2 separate regions of the Homo sapiens genome follow, and region 1 is linked to region 2. A link is an interaction called in ENCODE POLR2A ChIA-PET data of the cell type or tissue named here. Cell type or tissue: Panc1. All regions are shown on one strand. Links, peaks and the distances in the headings refer to the core of each region. The heading gives the core; the rest is flanking DNA. Region 1 overlaps ATOH8 (atonal bHLH transcription factor 8). Region 2 overlaps POLR1A (RNA polymerase I subunit A).

Region 1 (12,836 bases), core at 3,066-8,065, 320 kb before region 2:
CTTCTAGGCTTCTTATTTTCTTAGCGAGAAGGAGCTCTAGGAAGGAGGTGGTGAGTTCTCTCCCACCCCCACACAGGGCGTGGGGAAGGGTTAGGGTAGATGTGGCTGGTTTGAAGGGTGTTTTTTTTTTCTTTTTATTTGCATACTCTGCAGCTGACTTGCTGTGTGACTCCAGGAATGTTGCTCAACTTCTCTGGGCTTTATCCAGCAACAAAACATTTCAGAAACCATGATCTTCTTTTTGGATCACTCTCCTCTTCCTGCTGGGGGTTGGGGTGGGGTGGGGCAGTAGTGCCTGTGTCCATCCATGGAAAGGAAATTGAATCCTTGGAGGAAAGAGGCCCTATGACTTTTGAGCCAAAGTGTCTTGCTTGGGCTTGGGGAAAGTGGTCAGTGAGGTGGGGTGGGGGTGGGGGTGGGGGACGGGTGGCTGTCACAGACCAGGCTGGGCCTCTGCCCTCATCCACACCAGCTGGAACCCTGGGCGGTGGGTCCAGTGGAGCAGTCAGTCCCACCCTGAGCCAGCAGCTCTGTGTCTGCATCGCTGGGTAGAGGTGGCGGTGCGTGGGGGATCCTGCAACCCACTCCCCAGGACAGAAGGATAACAGAAGGGCAGAGAGATGCCTGTCCACCTGCCCACCTTGCCACTAGGGAAGCCCCTCCTAGACTGGGGAGGCACGTGCCCAGAGCCTCATAGCTGTTGAGTAGCAGGTCAGGGCTGGCACCTAGGGGCTTTGACTGCAGGTTCTGGGCCCTTGTGCTCCTCTATTGCCTCTGTATGCTGAGAGAATACTCATCTGAGTGCTTTGTTACATCTCATGTGCCCACTGACTTTTACTTCATTCAACAATCAATTCCATCTCATTTGATCTAAACATAATCCCTGTCGAAATTGGATTAACTCATTTTATAGTATGGAACACTGAGGCCCAGAGATGGAAGGAGACTTGTCCAAGGTCACCTAGTGGGTTAGGGAAGATAACAGCAGTTTCTGGAATGCCCTCCTGGCCAAATGCTTCCCACAGTGCCATCTGTATCAGCGTCATGTGCCACCCCCCCAGCCCCCAGCCTGTGATGTTTGTTAACAATCAAGGCAGGGTGCACACTTGGCAGACCCTTTGAGATGAGATTGTTCATCCTGGTCTCCTTTTACTTCCCCCCTTACCGTGGGAAGTTCTCTATAAAAAGGGCAAGTTCAGTGTATCTAAGTAGAAGGCACACCCATGCCCTCTCAGGGAGAGCGTGTGTATGCAATGCAAACACACAGGCAGGTACACACACACATGCTCCTTACACGTGCTCAAGAGCACACACAAATGCATGGTCACAGAAGCACCTGTTCCTGTTTGTTTCCTCCTTGCCCTAGCCATTCTGCCCCTTCCCCAGAAAGGCTGCCAGGCCATAGTGGGCACCTGCCTGTTAGCTGGGAAGGAAAGAAATACAGCCAGGACGTTTCTGGTCATAGAACCAGGGGCCAAGGCCACACCCACCATGTCCTCCTCACCACCATGGCACCCATTCGATAGAGGAAGTCCTGTGTTCTGGAGGAGCCCCTTCCTCCTCTGGGCCTCAGTCTTCTCTGTAAAATGTACTCCGCACCCCCTCCCCGAATCCAGACGAGCTGCAGCTCTGGAGCTAGGCTCGGGCCTGACTGAAATGGGTCCTTGGAAATGGACAAAAGGCAGATCAGCTCCGCCTGAAATGGGGCCTTGGCCAGTGTGGCACTGAGATGGGTTCTGGGATTGTGGCTCTGGCCTGGGGCTTCATTCTCCTGAGCAGCTTCCTGGTACCATGAAAGAAGCACTGATCTGGGAAACTGGAGGCCAGGCATTGAGTTGTTCCTCCCCTGCATGCCTTCTGTGTGGCTGTGGACAAGTCACTGACCCTTTCTGGGCCTCAGTTGCTGAAGTTGTAAAATGGTAATATTGCTGACCTCATCCAGTGTTGAGAAGAGAAAGTGAGGAAAGGTAGGAGGCCTATAAGAGCAGTGAACATTTCTTTCATTTCATTTTTTTTTTTTTTTTTGAGACAGAGTCTCTTTCTGTTGACCAGGCTGGAGTACAGTGGTGTGATCTCAGCTCACTGCAAACTCCACCTCCCAGGTTCAAGTGATTCTTCTGCCTCAGCCTCCCGAGTAGCTGGGATTACAGGTGCGCACCACCACACCTGGGTAATTTTTTGTATTTTAGTAGGGATGGGGGTTTCACCATGTTGCCCAGGCTGGCCTCGAACTCCTGGGCTGAGGTGATCCACCCACCTCTGTCTCCCAAAGTGCTAGGATTACGGGCATGAGCCACTGTGCACAGCCAGAGCACTGAACATTTCTTAAGCATCTCCAAGGTCCTCAGGGCTGGGCAAGGCTCTCGACAGATGAAGCAATAAGAATTCTTTAATTGTTTTAATAACTGTCACAGAAATTAGCATTCATCACATGCTTACTTTGTGCCAGGCATGGTGCTAAGCTTGTTATGTGTATTAGTTCATTTAATGAAATAGATATTATTGCACCCCCTGCCCTGTTTCACAGATGGTGACACTGAGTTTCAGAGAGCTTATGTAAGTTGTCCCGGTCTTTTGCCACTGCACGTGGCCTTGTGGGTTTTGTGCTACATGCTACCTTGGCACGCAGTTTGCCAGCCTCCAGGGTGGCGGTGCCTCGTGGTCATGTACAGTGGCAGCCTGCGTAGCTGTGTGCCGCTGTTGCTGCGGAGCTTGGGTTGGGCTCCCAGGGCCCAGACTCCTAACAGCTCTGCTCCTCAGCCTGTCTAATGTCCTGGAGCCATCTACCCTCAGCATGAGGAAGCCAGACAGGCTCCCATTGTGTCATAATCCACTGTCCTCTCAACCAGGAAGGGAGCAGGGAGGGTGGCTGCAGGGCCGCAGGTGGGGAGGTGCAGGTGGGAGAGAGGCCCTCTGGTCTGGTCTGGTCTGGGCTGGGTGGTGCAGGGCAGATGGTCAGGCCCCAGCACATGCCACCAGCGCAGCTGCACCAGAGCCCTCCCTGCCGCCTCATGTGAAGGCCATGTGTGCACAGCTGGCCTGGCCCCGGGAGTGGGGCTGCTCCCTGCCAGGTGGGAGGGGTCAAAGGGAAAGGCTGGCCTTGAGGGGTGGTGAGGGAAGGGGCCAGAGTGGCAGGACCTTCTGTCTCACAAGCTGTGCCCACCCTTGGGGCATGTGGTGTGCGTGTGGATTTCCTCTCTCCCTTCAGGGTCCCTCAGGGTTGATGGAGGATGGCAGCAATGGAAGACAGTGCGGGGCCCCGGCTTCTGCCGTGGTCCTCTCTACGGAGGACATGCCAAGCACCTGGGGCCCGGGCTACCTCCCCTGCTGCCCCTGGAGCTTCCCAGGGGGTCTTCACCGAGTGAACTCAGGGTGGCCCTGGAGAGGGCGTGGGAATGGTGCCCTCAGCACCTCCCTCACTCTGAAACCCCACAGGGTGCAAGGAGGGCATAGGGAGTGCAAAGCAGCCTGTACACCATCCTCTCGGGCAACGAGGGACAGGCCTGCTTGCACTGGGGGCTCCATGCAGGTAGGTAAGGGTGACAGAGGCCTTCCTCCTGTTCCATCATGTCCAAAGTCACCAGGGTGGCTGCCGTGGAGCCTCACTGCACTGAGTGAGGCCTTACCTGAGCCTGCTGTGGGATGTCCGTAGTGCTGTCTTCCCATTTTACAGATGAGGACACTTACAGAGAGGTGACGCAGATTGCTCAAGCCCACAGAGTGACCAGGATCTGTACTGTGGCCTGTCTGACCCTGGGGCTATAGCTCTTAACCACCAAGACCCAGGTTCTCAGGGTCCAGCCTGGTGGCAGTGCAGGAGGCTGGGATTTTAAAGAACCTATTTAGATAGACTTTGGGAAGGACATTGAACAGCTCTGGGTAGAGTGGATTCACGTCGGGAGTCCAGCACTCACTGACACGAGACGATCAGATGATAATTTCAGTGGAATCCGGTGCTCATCTGTGTGTAGTGGATGTGGTGCTGTTGGAGCTCTATGGGCCCAGGAGTCTTGGTGGGCTTCCAGGAGGGCGTCTTGGGCTGGGTCTGCAGGGTGGGCAGGAGTTGGCACAGAAGCAGGAGCATGGAGGGCTTTGAGGCCTTTGTTGCATTCTCTGGTGGGTTCTCGGAGTTGTTTCTTTAGGAAGTTTTCCCACATTTGCTCCTGCGATCTCATTCTGAGGTAGCAGGTGTTCTAATGCCCATTTTACTGGTGAGGAAACTGAGGTCCTGTAAGCTTGTGGACCTGCCTAAGGTCACATGGCTGGCCAGGAGTGGAGCCAGGCCCTCGGGCTCCCAGGCCAGTGCTCTTCATGTTTTTTCATGCTTGCTGGAACTGGGTCCAGCTTAGGGTGGGTGGGGTGGAATGTTTTGGGGGCATATGGGACCTTGCGAAAATGCCAAAGTCTGTTCCTCCAAAGTTTAAAAATCCTTGTGGGATGAGCACAAGGCAGATCCTTTTACTTTTCTGGAAGTTGGGCAGTCTGTCGGGAGTGGGAGCCAGGTAATTCTGCCTCCTCCTTTGGCCCGTGTCCTCTGACCAGGGTGAGCCGACAATGGCTGTGGGGGACTCTGTAGGCGGTGCGGGTGGGTGGGCTCTGGGCCTTGCTGTGGATACTCTAAGAGGGATCTCATGGCATCATCAGCCCAGAACTCTCCATCCCGAGCTCAGGAGGATGGGCTGCCTACCTCCTCACCTTAAACTATAGACACTTATTCAGATCCCCAAGCAGTTCATGCTGGAAAGAGCCCAGCTAAGCCACGAGTTCAAAACGCAGCTCTTCACTCACCAGTTGGGAGATCCAGGAAATTCCTACATGCCTGAGAATCACATGCTTTTCTGTAAAGTGGAAGTGACCATTTCTACCTCATTGGGCCACTTAAAAGATGAATACAGACATTGTATTTGAAACATCCACCCTCTGCCTGGCCTTATAGATCGTAATAACTGCAAGGTGGCCTGGGCCCAACAGTCACGGAGAATCTGTGCCGCTCAGACTCCGGTGGAAGCTGCTTGATGTAGTCCTTGAAGCTCTGTGAGCTGCCCAGGCATTGCTACTCCGACTTTCCAGATGAGGAAACGGAGGCTCTGAGGAGTGAAGGCACTTCCCAAAGTCACACCGCTTGTAAGTGCCTGGAATTCAGACGAGCTCTTTCCACCATACTTTGACGTCCTAGAACCAGAACGGGTGCTAAATTCTCACTTTGCAGTGGCAGCCCAGGCTGGGGTGCCTCTGAGCTGGGCTGTTGGGGGCTGAGGGGCTGCATCCGGGGGCATGGGCACCAGGAGGATCTGGAATTGGCCAGGTGGTAAGGAGCTGCCTCTAGGGGTCGGGGAGAAGGAGAGGGGAGCAACCTGAAAGATGCCTTTGGTGTCCCTTATGTGGCTACCTCCGGTGTGGTGGTGGGAGCTGGGAGAGCCTAGTGGCTATGTGCCTGGTGTCAGTCAGATGAGTTTCAGGCTCCAGCCGGGTCTTAGCTGAGTGATCTGGGGCCCAATATGTCACCTCTCTGTTTTTGTGTGTACAGATGGTGGGGAAGGTTTTAAATGGGCTAATACTACCTGTAAATAGCTACCACAGTGTCAGATATACAGGAGCTCAATGGATGGGTTTCTTCTTGTTAGATCTGGAGCTTGATAGAAACAATAGGGCAAGGTGACATATCTAGGACAGAACTGGCCCAGAACCTGGCATGGGGGCCTCTAGATTGGCCTTGGCCTCAGCTGTCACTTTGTGGTCCTACAGTGACCCTGGATCACAGCGTACAGATCCCTTCCAAAATCCCTGCTCCCTCCTGGAAGCCCAGCTGTTACGGGCCATGGGCTCAAAGAGCTGGGTCTTTAAGGGAAACTCCTGGTGTGGCCTCTGTGTGAAAACAGTGCTGAGGGCTGTGTCACAGAGCTGCACCCAGTCCCCAGAGTCTCCCTCAGGCTGCCACACCCTCCCTGGGGTGAAGAGGAGGCAGAAGTGCTAGCTGGCCCCTGAGACCCCCTTCCCTGCCCCAGGACTACCAGACCTTGTTTATTTGTTCAGGTTGATAAAGCAGGATTCCCTGGACTCTGGCTGGGAACGAGCAAAGTGCATTGTTCTGCCAGCATTTCTGGGATGGGTTTGGAGCTGCAGCCAGGGCTGGGAGTGGGAGATGGGGTGAGGGATGGAAATGCATGGGAGCTGGCTTTCTCTGTTGCCTTCTTCTCCCTCTCTGGGTTTCCTAGTCTCAGCACCCCCAGAGGGTGGAGGGTAGGGCAGGCACGTGTCCTGGCTCCAGACCTCTGGCTTCTCACCTCCTCTGGAGCCCCTCTTTGAGGACCTTCTGCAAGACCAACCATAATGCTTTCACAGACCTCTATCAGGCCTTACTCAATGCAATGCACACATCATCTCATTTAATCCTTACCTCCTTGTGAGATCAGTCCTGTTCCCAATATGACAAGGAAACCGAGGCTCAGAAAGATTCTGTCTCTTGCCCAGAGCATTACAGCTAGACAAAGCTAGAGCCAGGAGTTGAATCCACGTGACAAAAAGATACGCTTAGCTTTATGCCAGATAGCTTCATCTTCATCATCAGAGAGAGGAAAGGTGTTTGAGCCCAGTTCAAAATATTCTAGAGTGAAGATCCAGAGGGAGAGATCATTCATTTGTTCACTCATTGCCTTAATCAACAAACCCTTTTGAGGGCCTGTTATGGGCAGGACCTGTGCTAGGCACTGCAGACATAGGCCTTCCCCCCACAGTTCATAGGGAGACTGAGCACTAAAGAGCCACAGTATGGGCAGTTAAGGACAGACGGGGTGCTATTAGGGCCCTATTAAGGGCAAGCTGTCCCTCCTGGTGTAGGGTAGGGGAGGTCAGGGAAAGTTCTTGGACACAGTGAGGTTTAAAGTGAGATCAAAGTGGGCGATGTGTTTAGGGTCCCCAGTCTGGGGTGACTGTTCATGCTTTTTCTCCATGCTCTGGAATAGGGATTTCCATCCTTGGCACTATCGACATTTGGGGGCAGGTAGTTCTCTGTTGTGGGGGCACTGTAGGATCCTGTGCTCTGTAGGATGTTTAGCTACGTGCCCACCTCCGTCCCTGCAATGCCCCCACTCCCCTGTCCCTAGGGGACAAAATCATCCCTGGTTGAGAATCACTGGCCTGAAAGAATGCCTGGCATATGGTGGGCGCTCACTAAATACTTGTGTGGATGCATCGTGCCGTCCCACCCCCTGTGGGATACGAGTTCATCAATGATATGGATGCCACGTGTAGATCCTCAAGAGCCATAGCGAGGAGTAAACCAGGAGCCATCGTTGCTGGATTGTTAGCCCTTTAGGTGAACAGTACATCATAGGAACAGTGGGGTCTATTAGCACCTATCAGGTTGATTTTGTGGAGCTATTTCCAGGTTCCAAGACAGAACTCTGTTCAAGTGTACCACAGTCTTTGGAACTTTTTGCTCATGCAGCACAAATATTGGTGGAGAGACATATTAAAAATTAAAGGCTCCATCTTTCACCCCATACAAATCCCTGTGCAATTAGTGAGGAGCTAGTTGGTGATGAATCATTGACAAACGTGTCAAGTTTGTTCAGTGCCGTGTGTATTACGCCACTGTTGTCTGCCCAGCAGCACCCCAAGTCCTGAGGGCACAGAGTAAAAGATTTTTAAAAAATGAAAACCAGCCATGTTTGTGTCTTTCCAGCTGAGCACTGACACTTTCCTTCCTGTATGTCCCCAGAGTCCCAGGTGTGACATTATAACCTCACTCGAGTGTAAGTTCTCTAAAGTAGGAATCAAGTCATTCATTGTTGCACTCCCCAAGTGCCCAGCAAAACAAGTGTTGCTGAATGAATGAATGGAACATCAGAGCTGAAAAAACAAAATGCCTCTCAGGAATCTCAGAGAGATTCCTCCTCAAGAGGGTGGAGGACAGAGCTCTGTAGTGGTCGTGGAAATTCACTGAACTTAGATTCAGACTGACTGGATGGTGGGCATAAGCCAAACCTGTTTCTTCCCCTGCAAAATGGGAATGTGGGTATATCTCAGAGCAGATGAGCTGACGTGTGTGTGTGTGTGTGTGTGTGTGTGTGTGTGTGTAAACAGCAGGTGCGTAGAGCAGATCATAAGATTAGGGTGGAGGGCTCAGATATACCATAGACAGGCCGTCTCCCATGCCTGCCAGGCTGGGCACTGCGCCCCTGCAGCCCCTCCTGACGCCTTCTCCCCTCAGGTGCCGTGCTACTCATATGGGCAGAAGCTGTCCAAACTGGCCATCCTGAGGATCGCCTGTAACTACATCCTGTCCCTGGCGCGGCTGGCTGACCTTGACTACAGTGCCGACCACAGCAACCTCAGCTTCTCCGAGTGTGTGCAGCGCTGCACCCGCACCCTGCAGGCCGAGGGACGTGCCAAGAAGCGCAAGGTATGCACCAGCTGGGTGGGCGGTAGCTTCTGGGGAGCATAGGGGAGGCAGGGACAGGAACTTGGGGGTGCCCTGCCTATGCCCAGAATTCTGAAGGGGCCAGAGAGATCAGCTCTTGGAGGTTTGCTGGGAGTTGCCTCAGCTTCAGTGCTCCTCAAATCCCTGGGATTATAGGTGTGTCTCTACTTCTGGTAACCGGCTGCTGGGTGACCTCGAACAGTCACCCAGGGTCTCTGGGCCCCGGTTTGCTCCTCACTTAAATGAAGAGGACCATTTATCTCTAAATCCCCTTCCTGGCCTTAGGTGCTCTGGTGCTGAATTCCTTGGGTGGCCTCTGATAGATGTCATACCAGGACAAGATTCCCCTGAGCAGGGTGACAGCCCAGGAGAGCCCTTTGGCAGGTTTTGGGAGGGTGACTTGGCCTGTGGGTTATCTGAGGCTATGCATTAAGGGCGGTGATGGTCATTCATTCATTCATTCTGGAGAGACTGATGAAGCTCCAACCATGTGCTGAGCATACTGGGCAGGGGTATAAAGATGACAAACATATGGTCCTGGTCCCCAGGCAGCTCATAGGAGGGTCAGGGAGACCCTCTTGTAAGTAGATGAGGGCAGGAGCCCTGTGCTAGGGGCAGTGGAAGGCCAGGTAGAAGAGAGACAGATTCACTCCCTGCCCACGGGAGTTTGAAAGGGCATCTTAGTGTAAGTGGTGTTTAAGCTGGGACCAGCAGGACCACCAGGTCACCAGGCAGATGAAGGAGGGAACAGCATCTGAGGCAGAGGGAACAGCTTGTACGAAGCCTGATGTGGCTGGGGAAATGCATTTAGTGGGAAAGGTGTTGGGCACAGCTATAGGTCCCCAGGTGGCCAAAGCTCTGGGCATTCCCAGTCAGGGGTCAGTGCTGAGCAAGGCTTAGTGCAGCCCTCCGGATCTCTGTTACCACGTGGCTTCAGGGAGAGCAACAGAGAGTGGGATCCAGTCTACATCTGTGAGGCAAGAGGCCTGTCCCTGCCTAGGGCAGGGGGCGGACCCTGTCATCCTCCATCCATTCTTTCCGCTGCCTCCTTCCTTCCTGGCCTGCCCCTCCCCCATCCCTGACATTCCTTTCCAGACCCCTTTCCAGCAGGCCCCTCTGTGGGTTCTCCGGGTTTCCCGGAGGTCCCCCACGGACTCCAGACTCATGCCAGGGAGGGTCACGACACCTTCTCAGGGCTCCCCGCTGCCGCTGCCACGGTAACTGCACGTTGCATTCCTGGGAGTGCTTTAACGTGGACCAATTAGACAAAATCCTCATCAAGTGGGTGAGAGAGGAAGCGCCACTGGCGGCTCTGGGCAGCTTTCCTCTGGAAAGTGACACTGGTAAATTAGGGCGTGATTGATGGCTCCCGCGGCGCTCGGTGACAAAGGAGGTTTGTAAACTCTCGGTGAACTTCCCCTGGCATTCAGGCGGTCCGGAGGTGTAGATGGGCAGAGTGGGCAGGCGCCCCGTCTCCATCTCAGCCCCTCACTGCCCTACCCCCGCACCCTCCTCTTCACCCAGGGAAGGCAGAAGCCAGCGTGGAGGTCCCGCCTTCCCGGGTTCTTTGAATGGAGCAGGGTCTTGGGCTGGGAGGAGGCTGGATGCCTGGCTGGTGAGGAAGGAGGGACAAGTTGGGTGGAGAGGCCCGACAGAGCCGAGCTTTTGGCTTCCCCTGAAATCACCTCAAATCTAACACATCTTAGACACCCTCTGGGCCTGGTCCAACCTTCCCATTGTGGAGTCTGGGACTTTACCTGAGGCTACAGATTGTGGTTAAGAGCATAGCACAGCCCCGAGTTCAAGCCCTGGCTCACCACTCACCAGCTGTGTTATCCTGCACCCATTGCTTAGCCTCCTCCGCCTCAGTTTTCTTGTTGATAAGTGGGGACGGTGGAAATACTCACTCATGGGCCACCGTGAAGATGAAAGGAGTTACTGCAGGAGAGCGTGTGGTGTCTGCATGGTCACCGTCCTCAGGGTAATGATAATGAGCCCCTAAAATGCTTGAGCTCTGAACTTGAGGCTTATCCTATGGGGCTTACTTATGTGGTGAAATTGCCCTGGAGAGGGATTTTGGGGGTCGAGATGGAAGTTCCAGGGTAGGAACTCGACTGTTTCCTCTCCACCCTCCCTCCCCCACACCCAGCCCGGGCCTGAGGGCACTTCCTGCCTCCTGCCCTCAGTCTTTCCCAGCTGGGTGAGGAGGTCACCCAGCTGGGACTCTGGGAGGTGGGGTCTGTATGTCTTTGCCCTAATGACCTTCATGGTCTCGCAGACTCACATCATATGTGTGGTGACACATTTCTCATATGAAACCACTCAGGAAGCCCTGGCTGGCCCTGCGTCTCCCCATGGGGGCCGGTGTTCATAATTCCAGCCCTTCCCATACCAGCCCCTTCCATAGTTTTATCTGGACGACCAGGATTTGACACGGCAGCCTTTGCAAGTGTGGGCATCTCAAGCAGCCAGATTCCTTTCCAGCTCAGGACCCCTGGAGTCGCTGGAGCCTTCGAGCTCCCAGGCAGCCCTTCCAGGCAGGCCCCTGTGTCCCGCTTCTGGGCACCTATGCTTTTGCGGTCATAATTGCTAGCTGTCACCCTCCATCTGTCTGTCTACCTGTCTTTCTCTCTGAGTCTGGCTCACACTGTTCCCCTCTTTATCCGCTCTCTTGGTGGGGATGTGTGGCCCCACACTGAAGCCCAGCATAGCTGGCCTTAGCTGGTCCCCTCGGCAGATGTCCTGCCCCAGAGTGGACTCATGGGCCCTGACACCGAGGGGGCCTGAAGCCCCAGGGGAGGGTACTTCCCTGCCTCCTGGGGCCCCTTGTCCTTCCCTTTTTTTGGGGGGCTTGAGATGGCATTGAATGAGGAGCCCATCTTTAGATGTGTCCTGGCTTTCGAGTTGCAATTGGAACCTCACCGGTTTTATTTTCTTCGTTTTGTGCCTCCCAGCCTGGGACTCCTGAGGCCCCACCTCCATTTACAGAGATTCTGTTTGGGGAATCAACCCCCAGGACAATTGAACCAACAAATATTCTTTCCTCATGTCTAGGATTATTTCTGTGAAAAGACTTGCAAAGGTCTACCAGTAGATTGCACGTGGTTATGAGTTTTTGGGAAGAGGTGACTGAGAGCATGCACTGCTCACAGCGCTCAGTCCTGCCACACCACAGCCTGGGAGCCAGGCAGGGGCCAGGGGAAGCCCAGGAACTTATAACAGGTGCTGGGAGGAAGAGCCCCTCTTCCCCACCGTTCACCCTCTTCAGCAGTTGTCTACCCCCGCTCAACAGGACATGTGACTACTGTAGGGGTCCCCAAGCAAGAGATGGGAATCTCAAAGTGCTTCTTGGTATTCCCTCTTCCCCTCCCCTCCCCTCTCCTTCCCTTCCCTTCCATGAACAGCTATTGAGTACCCTCTATGTACCTGACACAGTGCAGGTACAAAATAATTTACCACATAGTCCCCACCATCATGCAGCGACTGAACACTTCTTGGTCTAGAGGATTTGGGAACCAGGAGTGGTTAGGGTGAGAAAAAGGAAAAAGCAAACCAAAGAATTTCTGCTTCTAACACAAATTTCTAGCCATCAGGGGCCATCAGGAAGCTGTGGACTGTGGAGGGGACCCAGGAGGGCTGGAGAGATTGCCCAGAGTCCTGCAGGGGCACAGGAGGGCAGGAGAGGGGTGAGAACTAGAGCCTTCCATCCAGACCTGCTTTGCCCTCTCTGGGTCAGGAGGTGGGTTCATGGGTTGGAGTCCCCACCACACAGGGTCTGGATTAGCACACAGTCCCTGGGCCACCACCCTGGGGCTTGCCTCTTGGCGTCACCTTGGAGATGGCCCTGGGACAGGAGCGTGGGCCCAGTTTGAGTCTGAATGATATTACGAGTGTGTAGTTTCTCTGTGAGGCCCCTCCACCTGACTTCAGGCCACTGTCCCTCTCACGACCACTCAGGGTTGCTGGAGTCCATTGCTGTTCCTCTCTGGAAAATGAGATGACCACCTAAGGCCTACTTGCTTCCCAGCCCTTCCTACCCCAATGAGCCACGCTTGCCGCTCCATGTGCTGTGGCTGTGGAAGCCTGCCTGGTAAAGGAATTCCTGACAAGGTGCATGGTGGCCCATAGCTTCACAGTCACCCTCCTGGCAACTCAGTTGCATGTTAGCTGGGGTTTAAAGCCTTAGGGTAGAGGACTGCTGACAGGCCTGTCAGGCAGGGTTGCAGAAGCCTGGGAGCAAAAATCTGGACCAAAGGCTGTGAGGCCGCAAGCAGATGCCTGCTGTAGCAGCTGTGATGGCAGTGGTCATCGCTGGTGTGATTGGCGGCCATTTGAACTGTCCCATGCAGGGACTGCTTCCCTCAGAGCTACTGTGTCCAAAAGAGGCTGGGCGACCCTCCTTCAAGATGCCCAC
Region 2 (5,000 bases), core at 1-5,000:
CCTGTATTAAGTGAGGCCCACCTGCAGTTGTCATTTCATAACCAGGCTCAGCTGCGATAATTGTCAAGTTTTTGGTGCTGGGTATGACCTCTCCTGCTCTATGACTCAATGTCAATGTGCCCTGAAGACTGCCCCAAACCTCTGGATCAGTTCCAGGAGGAAGCTACAATCACTACAACTTAAAAGAAGTAATAAGGCAGGGTTAATGAGTCCAGGAAATAAAAGCCTAGAGAAGATCAAGGCTATTTCTTTAGCCTGATACAGCACCTTCATTCTTCCACAGGGCAGAAAGGTGTTCGCGGGCACTGGTGGGTGTTAAGTATCCTCGTTTTCCTATCTGAGCTTCCTCAATTCCTGGAGCCAAGGAGGAGAATCAAAGTGCAATAAATCAGAAACAGGTACTCTTTCTGCAATGGGATTTATCAATTCTTTATCCCCAAGCCTGCAACTTGACCACAAAAATCAATCTCAAGGGTAGCATATTATCAGGCCTGGATTCCCTCTGGCCCTTAATCTCATTTCTATAGTAATAAAAACCATATGGCTATTGTATAAAACCTAAAAAAAAAAAAAAGCAAAGTAAAAGAAAACATTACCCATAATCCCATCACATTAACAACTCCTATCACTTTTATATATTGTTTTCCAGGCCTTTTTGTCTATACACGTATTTTACACAACTGTAATCTTCAGTGTGGATTTATTTTGCACACTACTTTGCCCTTTTAGTATCATCTCATCAGCATGTCTGCATGTTGCTATGTAGCTTTTGCCTGATCACCATTTTTCATGGCTATGTGATATTCCATTAAGGATGATTCCTAATTCACTTAACCATATTCTCATAATTGGACATCTGGATTGATTTCCATATTTTGCTATTATAAGTAACATTATAATAAATATCTTTATCTACCTGTTTTTTACCAGAAAAGTTCATATAAGTTGAATTATGGATAAATAAGTATTTTTATAGGTAAATATATACTGACTTCTTTTTACAAATATCATACTGGTGTGTGAGGAATAGATTGGGCTTGGTTTCTCACACTAAGCAAGATCACTCTGGGATGCCATCTACCAGCAATACCCAGGTTACATGAGAAAACGAGGCTTGGGACTGCCATTCAGGAGGTAGGGACCAGGCATTTAAGATGATTACCTAAGACAAGTAAGTAGTGTGTCTTTCAGGTTCAAAACTTTCTGGGCACTTTGGGAGGCCAAGGCAGGCAGATCACCTGAGGAGTTTGAGACCAGCCTGGCCAACACAGGGAAACCGTGTCCCTATGAAAAATACAAAAATTAGCCGGGCATGGTGGTGGACGCCTGTAGTCCCACCTACTCGGGAGGCTGAGGCAGGAGAATGGCGTGAACCCAGGAGGCGGAGCTTGCAGTGAGCGGAGATTGTGCCACTGCACTCCAGCCTGGGCAACAGAGCGAGACTCCGTCTCAGAAAAAAAGAAAATACTGGACATGACTGTAATCCCAGCTACTAGGGAGGCTGAGACAGGAGAATCGCTTGAACCTGAGAGGCAGAGGCTGTAGGGAGCCGAGATCGTATCGCTGCACTCCAGCCTGGATGACAAAGTGAGACCCTGTCTCAAAAAAAAAAACACAAAACAAAACAAAACAAAAACCCCAAAAAGCTTTTCTGGATACATCCACTGAAACTAAGCATTACTCAATGTTCCTTTTTTATTCACATATCAGGACAGGCACTATGCCTTGTCTGTGTTCCTAACACTTGACAGGGTGTCTAGCTCACAGCAAATTCTAAGTTAAGAGTATACGGCTCAAATATAAAATAGCCTAAGATAGTCTACACTTAAAAACACCACTCTTGCCTTTTCCTTTTTTTTTTTTTTTTTTTCAAGACGGAGTCTTGCTCGTCACCCAGGCTGGAGTGCAGCGGCACGATCTCAGCTCACTGCAACCTCCGCCTCCCAGGTTCATGCGATTCTCCTACCTCAGCCTCCTCCATTTTTAAAAACTAGCTTCATTCCACCTCCAATTCTCCAGCTAGTTTCTTTAAAATCTGCAGAGGATATGTCATCATAAGTTTTTAGAGAAATCCCTAACTTGGAGAACAATTAACAAATGCACCATAATTTAAGTAGTCTCTGTTAATAGGTATTTAAGTCATGTCCAGTATTTTCTTTTTTTCTGAGACAGAGACTTGCTCTGTCGACCAGGCTGGAGTGCAGTGGCACGATCTTCGCTCACTGCAAGCTCTGCCTCCTGGGTTCACGCCATTCTCCTGCCTCAGCCTCCCGAGTAGCTGGGACTACAGGCATCCACCACCACGCCCAGCTAATTTTTTGTATTTTTAGTAGAGACGGGGTTTCACCGTGTTAGCCAGGATGGTCTGGATCTACTGATCTTGCAATCCGCCCGCCTCAGCCTCCCAAAGCGCTGGGATTACAAGTGTAAGCCACCGTGCCCGGCCCATGTCCAGTTATACACTATTCAAACAACACTGTGAGTATTCTAATTCCTTAGGATAAAGTCATCAAAGCAGAACTGCTAAGTCAAGGAGTCTGCATGTTTAAAGTTTTGATGTCGATAAAAGCAGAATATTTCAATGAGTTAACGCAACTGAAGGAAGCATGGGTATGCAATGAAGAATGGCCTTGACCTTCAGGGATAACCACAGCATTAGAAAGCTACATATGTTCAGTGGGAGAAAACAGACCCCATTAACCTGCATTTTGTGGGCATTTCTGAAAATGAGTGTCTGAACTTTCTCTTCTACTAAATAGGTTGGAAATGCTGAAGAAGATCGGTCGAATCTCCTCAGCTCCTGTCCCAGCAATGCCCCCACTGCAGTTTAGTCACCGTGAAGGCAGAGGCTGTTCTTCAATCACAGGATCTTAAAGTCAGAAGAGAGCTGTGGAAGCCCATCTCCTCACATGCGCTGCATCCCCTCCTAACAAGAACTTCTGCAGCTTGCAACAATGCCTTCTGCCTAGCTGGGATTTCAGAGCATCTTGAATGTGTCTTTCTTTCAGCTGTAAGAGGTGCCATAGGAAAAAGGGATTCAGAGGTCAAATAACCTGGGATCACAATGGCTGGAAGTGTCTTGGCTATATGAATTCTCATTTTAAATGTTAATGTGCCTTGTGGGGCTCAGGGGGGCACATGGAGCACAGGGAGCGCACTGGAGCAGCACGTGTGGCATTTCACAAGCTGACAGCGCTCCTTGTGGGATCACCAGTCCATGGGGACTACTCAGGCACAGCCCTCACTTTTTTTTTTTTCTTTGAGATGGGGTTTCGCTCTTGTTGCCCAGGCTGGAGTGCAATGGCACAATCTCGGCTCACTGCAACCTCCGCCTCCTGGGTTCAAGCGATTCTCCTGTCTCAGCCTCCTGAGTAGCTGGGATTACAGGCGTGCGCCACCACACCCGGCTAATTTTTTTTTTTTTTAGTAGAGACAGGGTTTCACCATGTTGGTCAGGCTGGTCTTGAACTCCTGACCTCAGATGATCTGCCTGCCTCCTGACTTCAGATGATCCGCCTGACTCGGCCTCCCGAAGTGCTCGGATTACAGGCGTGAGCCACCACTCCCAGCCTAGCCCTCACTTTTTGATTCCCTCTGATACCAGGAACATGGTCAGACCCACGCTGAGGCTGCTCACTTTCCTCCACATCACCTGCTCCCCAGGGTTACTGATCTGTGTCACTTGCAGCCCCTTCAGAGAGCAGAGACCACATGGTCTGGTCTGTGTCCTGGCATTGTGCTCATCACAAACATGGTCCTTGGCATAATGCTGAGCACCCAACAAATAAATGTGTGCTAAATACTGAATACCCAAGCCTGGAGCTGTAGAAGACTATGGTCTACTTGTTTCTAATGCACAGACTTTTGGTTGCACCATCATATTTGCGTGGCTGCAATGAAAGATGACTTTAGAAGAATGGGTTTGGTGAAGGCATTGAAAGGCTACTTACCTGCCGGACATTTGCCCCACGAAAACTATCTTCTAGAAAGAATTCTGACCATCTTTGTTCTCAATCTATGAACATTTTATAAGGCATCCTAAGGGCTACAGAAGCAATTCCCAACTGGTAATACAAGAAAATTGTTTTGAGGGCAATTTAATGGTTAAGTGTAGGAAAATCCACTCTTACAGTGTTAACTACCAACCATGAAACAAAATTAAAAAGGCTTTCTAAATGCAGTGTGGTATCCTGGGTTGGATCCTGGAGCATAAAAAGGAAATTACTGGAAAACCAGCAAAATTTAAAAAGTCTGTAGTTTAGATAATAGTGTTGCACCAATGTTAAACTCAGTTTTGACAAATGCACCATGGTAATCTACTATGTTATACAGTAGGGCAAATGAAGTAAACAGTATTAAGGAATTCTCTGTACTATGTTTACTACTCTTCTATTAAGTCTAAAAATTATCCTAAACTATAACATTTTAAAAAAATATTAAACAGGTTTTTCATTTAGTCCAGGCCATGCCAGAGTGTTCAATGTAAAACATACATCATGCATCTCCAGGAGGGGATCTTATTTCCATGCTTATCCCATATTCTCAAACCCTGGTGAAAGGTTTAGTAACAGTATCTGCTATGGACTGCCATGCATGTAACTTCCTCAATTCTAGGCAAGAGGCTTTAGGAATGCCATTATATAGAGTTAGAAATGGAAACGCCTCAAAACAGCCTTCTATCTGCCACTCAGAAAAAGTGGCAGAGCCAAGTGACAATTGCAGGTTGTGCTTTTTCTTTCTTTTTCTGAGACGGAGTCTTGCTCTGTCACCCAGACTGGAGTGCGGTGGCACGATCTCAGCTCACTGCAGAGTGCGCCTCCTGGGTTCAAGCGATTCTCCTGCCCTAGCCTCCTGAGTAGCTGAGATTACAGGTGCCCGCCACCACGCCTGGCTAATTTTTGTGTTTTTAGCAGAGATGGGGTTTCACCACGTTGGCCAGGCCGGTCTTGAACTCCAGACCTCAAGTGATCTGCCTGCCTCAGCCTCCCAAAGTACTGGGA

What was found. Peaks named below come from ENCODE experiments on the same cell type or tissue, not always from the same donor. Only the 100,000 strongest peaks of a DNase experiment are listed, where the experiment ranks them.
Region 1: POLR2A ChIA-PET joins it to region 2 with 11 read pairs; 3 of 35 experiments call an interaction of 5 or more read pairs at or near these places.

Annotation. Positions count from the first base shown.
Region 1 is chr2:85,755,779-85,768,614 of GRCh38, forward strand. It overlaps ATOH8 (atonal bHLH transcription factor 8), which reads left to right. Exons shown (of 3, transcript NM_032827.7): 2 at 8,213-8,404. Among named protein-coding and RNA genes, the nearest start is that of ATOH8, 8.2 kb to the left of the region's middle. RefSeq lists enhancers at 9,205-9,788, 9,789-10,371, 10,372-10,954. In Panc1, for the core only: no CTCF peak of the experiment used is centred there; no DNase peak of the experiment used is centred there; H3K27ac peaks cover 208 bases.
Region 2 is chr2:86,082,815-86,087,814 of GRCh38, forward strand. POLR1A (RNA polymerase I subunit A) reads right to left here. Exons shown (of 34, transcript NM_015425.6): 7 at 268-354. Among named protein-coding and RNA genes, the nearest start is that of POLR1A, 21 kb to the right of the region's middle. In Panc1, for the core only: no CTCF peak of the experiment used is centred there; no DNase peak of the experiment used is centred there.